Linked DNA regions of Homo sapiens: regions 1 and 3 are each linked to region 2. Evidence: read pairs that join two places in POLR2A ChIA-PET (ENCODE). Cell type or tissue: OCI-LY7. All regions are shown on one strand.

Region 1 (2,500 bases), 150 kb before region 2:
GCAATGGCCCAATCTATGAAACTGAAATAACTTTGCTGAGACATTTCAGCTTTCTCATCTGTAAAATGGCAATAATACTTGAATTCCCTCCTTTTCAGACTTGTTGTGAGATTAAAATAAAATAATAAAAAGCAACAAATTATAAAGTCATTAGTAAATGGATGTATCCTACTGTGTCATGATTATCCAATTTATTTAAATGACATAGGCAATCAAATTTCATAATTCAGGATTTAAAAAATTGTACTTGGGGCCTCTCAATTCCTTTCCTGTCTGATTTGGTGAAATATAATAGGTAGGTAGTTGGTAAATAAGTCTTGTTTCTCACAGGTTGTATATATCTATCTGGTTGGAAATAAAATAAAGATATGGCAGACTAATGCCTATTTGCACGTGCTTTTAGAACATCTCTACTGTACTGTAGCACCATTAGATGATTAGTATTAGTAACTAATGCTCTGGAAGTATGAGAATAATAAAATAATGATGAAAACAAAAAGAATAAAGAAAAATAGAATACTCATACTTTATTATAGTTTTGTATTCTTTTTTCTAACTTTAAAAAAAATTTATTATAGCCACACTGAGAAACAGTCTATAAAAAAATGAAAACAATTCTTATTTTTTAGAGACAGGGTCTCACTCTGTTGCTCAGACTGGAGTGCTATGGCATGATCATAGCTCACTGCAGCTTTGAACTCCTGAACTCACGCAATCCTCCCACCGCAGCCTCCTGATTAGCTAGGACTACAGATGCACACTACCATGCCCAGCTAACTTTAAATTTTTTTTTTTTTTTTTTGTAGAGAGAGGGTTTGTTTTGTTGTCCATGCTGGTCTCAAACTCCTGGCCTCAAGCAATCCTTTTGCCTCAGCCTGCCAAAGTCCTAGGATTATAGGTGTGAGCCACCACCTCCAACTTAGGTTTGTATTATAAAATTAACCTCAGAAGCAAATCACTGCTCCAGACTCTGTGAAACCATGTGATCTTGGTCTATTTTGTGTTGCCATAACAGAACACTTGAGACTGGGTAATTTATAAACAAAAGAGGTTTATTTGGCTCACAATTCTGCAGGCTGGGAAGTTCAAGGGCATGGCCCTGGCCTCTGGTGAGAGCTTCCATGCTGCAACATAACATGGTAGGGAAGGTCAAAAGGGAAGTGAACACATGTGAAGAGGGAGAACCTGAGGGATGTCTCAGCTTCATAAACAACCCACTCTCACTGGAACTAATCCTTTCCGACAGGAACTAATCCAGTCTTACACCAAGCCATTCATGAGGGATCCCCCCCATGATCCAGACACCTCCCACTAGGCCCACCTCTCAGCACCACCACATGGGGGATCAAATTTCAACACGAGTTTTGGTGGGGACAAACAAACCATGTCCCAGCCACGCCACATGTGGCACACCAAAGCAGAAACATAAACATATGAACAGCTGTTTTAGAGAAAGTCTGTTTTCTATGCTGCCAGAAATACAAAGCAACGGTACTTATTCTGATGGGTTCTTGAGTTATTTCAATCTTTTCCACATATTTCCTAAGCATCATTCCTTCATGTACAATTAGATGGCCCTCAGGCTTCATCCCATCAGAGATCAGAGTCAAATCCCTATGAAATGAGTTGAATTTCATCCTCCCAAAATTCACATGTTAAAGTTCTAACCCATAGCACTTCAGAATGTGACGTGATTTAGAAATAGGGTCATTACAGGACAAGTGCAGTGGTTCATGCCTATAATTCCAGCACTTTGGGAGGCCAAGGCAGGAGGATTGCTAGAGCTCAGGAGTTTGAGACTGGCCTGAGCAACATGGCAAAACCCCATCTTTGCAAAATACACAAAAATTAGCCAGACATGGTGGTGCGTGCCTGTAATCCCAGCTACTTGGGAGGCTGAGGCACGAGAATTGCCTGAACCTAGTAGGTGGAGGTTGTAGTGAGCCAAGATTGTGCCACAGCACTCCAGCCTGGGTGACAGAGTGAGACTCTGTCAAAAAAAAAAAAGAAAGAGGAAGGAAGGAAGGAAGGAAGGAGAAATAGGTCATTACAGATGTAATTAGTTATTTAAAAAAAATAAGAAATAGGGTCATTACAGATGTAATTAGTTAAAATGAGGTCATACTGGAATAGGGTGGGCCCCTAATCCAATATGACTGGTGTTCTTTTTTTTTTTTTCTAAACAATATTGTATAAAGACTGGTGTTCTTATCCAAGGGAGAAATTTGACAGACATGCATAGAGGAAAGATGGTGCAAAGAGACACAGGGAGAAGACGGCTACCTACCAGCCAAAGAGAGAGGCCACAGACAGATTCCCTTACAGCTCTCTGAGGACCAAGCAGCCCTTCTGACACCTTGATTTCAGACTTCCAGCCTCCAGAATGCGAGACAATACATTTCTGTTGTTTAAGCTATCCAGGCTGTTGCCCTTTGTTATGGCAGCAAAAAAATACACCTTTCTTGTAGGAGATACTTATTTGTGATTAGTTCCAGAGGAA
Region 2 (2,500 bases):
ATGAATTTGTCCAAGGTCACCTAGCTAGGATTGCTCCTCCCCTGCCCCCCTACAGTGCTCTCGTTAACAATCTGCGACCTCGGGCAAGGATCTTAGATGCTCTGGGCCTCCTTTATGAAATGTCAACAATGCCTTCCTCTCAGGGCATGGGGGACAGCGAAGGAGAAAAGGAGAGGTAAGTGAAGCGAGGGGAGAAACCAGGCTTCCTGAAGGTGACTGTGGAACCAGCCACTGCAAGGGCAGCTCGGGCACCTGTGGGCTCTGGAACTCGCCTTTGCGGAGTGCCTGCCTGGCCCAGGTCCCCACACTGCACCTGTACTTCCTGTTGTTGAGGTTGCCCCTGTCTCTTCAGGTTCATTCAGGATACTGAAAAGGGGCAGAATCATCAACAAATATTTGCTTAAGTAATTGAAAAGAAAGGGAGGCCGGAAGAGGAGCTTATGGAGATGAATGGCTTCTAGAATTTCCTTCTTCAAGGCAAGATTTGAGGACAGGGACTGGTTTATGTGAGTGTTTTCCTTTTTGAACATTTTTTTTTTTTGAGGCAGGGTCTTGCTCTATTGCCCAGGTTGGAGTGTAGTGATGCGATCTCGGCTCATTGCAACCTCTGCCTCCCAGGTTCAAGGGATTCTCGTGCCTCGGCCTCCCAAGTAAGCTGGGATTACAGGCACCCGCCACCACGCCTGGCTGATTTTTTGTATTTTTAGTAGAGACAGGGTTTTACCATGTTGCCCAGGCTGGTCTCGAATTCCTGACCTCAGGTGATCTGCTCACTTTGGCCTTCCAAAGTGCTGGGATTACAGGTTTGAGCCACCGCACCCGGCCTTCTTTGTCATTTCTCAATCCTGGAAAGACTTTTCTTTGAAAAGGGAAAGGAGGTGTTTTTGGATGGAGATGCTGGGAAGTAGCAGCTTTCAGGAGGCGTGGAAGGAGGGAAGTCGAGGCTAAAGTGTCAGCTGTGGAGAGAGTGGCAGGAGCAGCCGTCAATCATGAAATCACTTTTGCTATGGCACAAGGCAGTATGCACGTTTATGCTGCCACAGAGATGTGGTGGAATCAAAACACCGTCTAGGTGTTTTCCCCAACAGGAAGTGGTTCACTGATAGGTGGAGCTGAGGTATGACTTAAGCCACAAAGAGAACAAACAAACCAAACTTCACTGCATGAGCCTGGGCAGCTGGGGGCAGCTCCCTACACACAGGGCAGGCCTGGATCTAGGGAGATTGGGAAGCCAGTGGCACCTACTTCATCTGCCAGGGGACAACTTGCTTCTGTTGCTGCCAGCACTGGGTGGTGTTGAAACGCTGGGCTGGACTGTGGTCGCTTAGGCAGCAGACAGACTTCCCAATGAGGCCCTGGGGCTAGGAGGGCAGAGTGTTGGTGGGATAGGTCCCTGAATATAGGGGACACAGGTCCTCTTATAATTTCCACCTACAGCTCTCTGCATGCCTGAGGGTATTTCCTGAAAAGTTTGTATACAATGACTGCAAATAATCAAAATGAGTAACTGTAGAAGAAAATCGGAGGTGTAAATATTAGAAACGAGGAGCAGAATTATCACTATTAATTAGCAAATGACTTTTTTCCTTCCCACAAAAGCAAACAAATCCATCTCTACACACTCTACTTCTGCATGGTTTTGAATTTTAAACAAATGGAATCGTATTCATCTTTCATGTCTGGCTTCTGTTCAATGTTCTGCTTGTGACATTTGCCAATGTTGTAGACAGTTTCGGTTCATTTTCTTTGCCATAAAGTATTCCATAAGACTATACTACATTTTATTTGTGCTTTACAGTGTCGATGGATATTTTTGGTGAGTTGCTTCAGTTTGGACTCTTATAAACAATGCTGCTGTATCATCAATCTTATGCATGCATTTCTGTCCAACTGAATGAAATGACTGTGCCTTTTTTCTTTCTTTTTTTTTTTTTTTTTGAAATGGAGTCTCACTCTCTTGCCCAGGCTGGAAGTGCAGTGGCGTGATCTCGGCTCACGGCAACCTCTGTGCCCCACCCCGCCACGGGGGTTCAAGTGATTCTTCTGCCTCAGCCTCCCGAGTAGCTGGGATTACAGGTGCCCATCGCCACACCCAGCTAATTTTTGTAATTTTAGTAGAGATGGACTTTCACCATGTTGGCCATGCTGGTCACGGACTCCTGACCTCAGGTGATTGGCCCACCTCGGCCTCCCAAATTGCTGTGATTAGCGGCGTGAGCCACTGTGCCCGGCCCCTTTTTTGTTTTTAAGAGACAGGGTCTCGCTCTATTGCCCAGGCTGCTGTATTGCAGTGGTGCAATCATGGCTCATTGCAGCCTCGAACTCCTGGGCTCAAGCAATCCTGCCACCTCAGCCTCCCGAGTAGCTGGGAGTACTACAGGTGTGTGCCACCATGCCTGGCTGATTTTTTTTATAGTAGAGATGAGGTCTTGCTATGTTGCCCAGGCTGGTCTTGAACTCCTGGCCTGAAGCCATCCTCATACCTCAGCATCCCAAAGTG
Region 3 (2,500 bases), 65 kb before region 2:
TCTTTTGCCCATTTTGTGAGGTTTTTTTTTTGCCATTTTTTTCATTGAATTGTCTGACTGTCCTTTTCTTATTGACTTTTTTTCTTTTTTTTTTTGAGATGGAGTCTCGCTCTGTTGCAGTAGTGCGATCTCAGCTCACTGCAACCTCTGCCTCCTGGGTTCAAGAGATTCTCCTACCTCAGACTCCTGAGTAGCTGGGATTACAGGGGCCCATGACTATGCCTGCGTAATTTTTGTATTTCTAGTAGAGATGGGGTTTCACCATATTGGTCAGGCTGGTCTCGAACTTCTGACCTCAGGTGATCCGCTCACCTCGGCCTCCCAAAGTGCTGGGATTACAGGCGTGAGCCACTGCGCCCAGCCTCTTATTGACTTTTAGCAAGTTTTTCTATATTCTGGATTCAAGTCCTTTGTCGGGTATATGAATTATGAATATCTTCTCCCACACTCTGGCTTGAATTTTCATTCTTATTGGTGTCTTTTGAGGAACAGGACTTCTTAAATTTAATATAGTTTAATTACCAAGTTTTTGTAAATAAGAATAGCCTAAATCAATACTGAGAAGTCATATTATAGCTGTTATACCGGTAACAAAACAAGAAAGCTAATTTTGAAACTTCCCTGTACTGCTGAGGATTCTGGGAAACAAATACACTCATTTCATTGCTCAAGATTTTTTTTAATTTTTAATTTTATTATTATTATTACTACCATTATTATTTTTGAGGCAGAGTCTCACTTTGTCGCCCAGATTGGAGTGCAATGGCGCGATCTCGGCCTACTGCAACCTCCGCCTCCCGGGTTCAAGCGATTCTCGTTCCTCCACCTCCAGGTGGGAATACAGGCACCCACCACACCCAGCTAATTTTTGAATTTTTAGTAGAGACGGAGTTTCTCTACTACAGAGAAAGGAGAGGCAGGCCAGGCTGGTCTGGAACTCCTGAGCTCAGGTGATCCGCCCGTCTCAGCCTCCCAAGGAGCTGGGATTACAGGTGTGAGCCACGGTGCCTGGCCGAATTATTATAAAATATATAATTTTTAAACATTTGATAAGCTCTTGCCCTAACCCTTCCTCTCTTACAGGGCGTCTCATAGTCGCTGCCTGAATCCTCCGGCTTGACGTTAAGTTAGAAGAGCAGGAGTTTTTCCATTAACCAGTTAGGGACTCTGGGCAAGTCCTTTGACCTCTCTGTCCTCGGTTTCTTCGTCTGGGAGGACCCTCTGCACCCCCTGGGTTTAGAGAAGATATGACCGTTCAGCAAAAGCACCTGAAGACAGCGCTGCAGAGGCACGGTCAGCACCGTGATTCCCATGTCTGCAGCGACCCCTGCTGGCTGCCGGCCCGGGCTCGGGGTCCACCGAAGCCCGCCTCCAGCCCCTACTTCTGTGCTTCCTGGAGGGCACTGCCCAGGAGCCTGGGCAGCTGCAGGTGGGTGGGTCCTCTGAGTCCGTTTTCCCCAGTCCTCCCTTTCGTCTTCTTTCCTCCTTCCCCCGCTACAGCCTGGGGTGGGACAGGAACCCCGAGAGACCTCACACAATTCTTCCCGGTAACTATCCCCCACCCTTGGACATTGCTTGACCACTTTAGTGTGCAAGACCTTTTTCACGAATACTCTTTCACTGGCGTGCTCAGAAGGAAATTTCTTTGAATGTGTGGGTTTATGAAGACAGCTTATACAGCCAAGAAGTACTTCCTTCAGAAACTAAAAATTCCGGCCAGGCGCTGTGGCTCACGCCTGTAATCCCAGCACTTTGGGGGACCGAGCCGAGCGGATCACAAGGTCAGGAGTTCGAGACCAGCCTGGTCAACATGGAGAAAACCCATCTCTACTAGAAATACAAAAATTAGCCGGGCATGGTGGCACATGCCTGTAATCGCAGCTACTCGGGAATCTGAGGCAGGAGAATTGCTTGAACCCGGGAGGTGGAGGTTGCAGTGAGCAGAGATCCCGCCACTGCACTCCAACCTGGGCGACAGAGTGAGACTCCATCTAAGAAAGAAAGAAAGAGAGAGAGAGAGAGAGAGGGAGGGAGGGAGGAAGGAAGGAAAAAGAAAAGAAGGAAAGAAAGAAAGGAAGGAAAGAAAGGAAACTAAAAATTCTAAGACATCCCAAGGGAGGATAGGACTCTTCCCCTAGACATCCCCTCTAGGGGATGTGGCGGGTGGGGTCTGGACCACAGGTTCTGGTGCCTTGCTTCATTCTCCATCCCCACACTTCATGGAGTTGATGTTCTCACATCTCATGGTTGATCAAACGGAGTGTCCGAGTGGTTAAATAACTTGCCTAAGCTTCTAAGTAGGTAGGTGAGGTAGGTTATTGGCAGAATTTATCTGTCGAGACTTCAGAGTTTGTGCATTAAAAATAAAATAGAATAAAAATTCTTTTTTTCTGATTATTTAAAAAAAAGCTTTCAGAGATTCTGGAAAATATATAAAGAATATAAAGATGAAGCTGAACATCACCCAGATGTCCTCAACTCAGTAATAGTCATTGTTAAT

What was found. Peaks named below come from ENCODE experiments on the same cell type or tissue, not always from the same donor. Only the 100,000 strongest peaks of a DNase experiment are listed, where the experiment ranks them.
Region 1: POLR2A ChIA-PET joins it to region 2 with 5 read pairs; 2 of 35 experiments call an interaction of 5 or more read pairs at or near these places.
Region 3: POLR2A ChIA-PET joins it to region 2 with 5 read pairs; 14 of 35 experiments call an interaction of 5 or more read pairs at or near these places.

The regions. Positions count from the first base shown.
Region 1 is chr1:226,043,520-226,046,019 of GRCh38, reverse strand. No RefSeq gene overlaps it. Among named protein-coding and RNA genes, the nearest start is that of H3-3A-DT, 18 kb to the left of the region's middle. In OCI-LY7, no CTCF peak of the experiment used is centred here; no DNase peak of the experiment used is centred here.
Region 2 is chr1:225,895,907-225,898,406 of GRCh38, reverse strand. No RefSeq gene overlaps it. Among named protein-coding and RNA genes, the nearest start is that of LEFTY1, 8.0 kb to the right of the region's middle. RefSeq lists enhancers at 974-1,083, 1,224-1,433, 1,377-2,140. In OCI-LY7, no CTCF peak of the experiment used is centred here; DNase peaks (open chromatin) are centred at 336 and 1,076; H3K4me3 peaks cover 1,628 bases; H3K27ac peaks cover 1,813 bases.
Region 3 is chr1:225,961,392-225,963,891 of GRCh38, reverse strand. No RefSeq gene overlaps it. Among named protein-coding and RNA genes, the nearest start is that of LEFTY2, 21 kb to the right of the region's middle. In OCI-LY7, CTCF peaks have their summits at 1,126 and 1,333 (motif pointing left); a DNase peak (open chromatin) is centred at 1,301.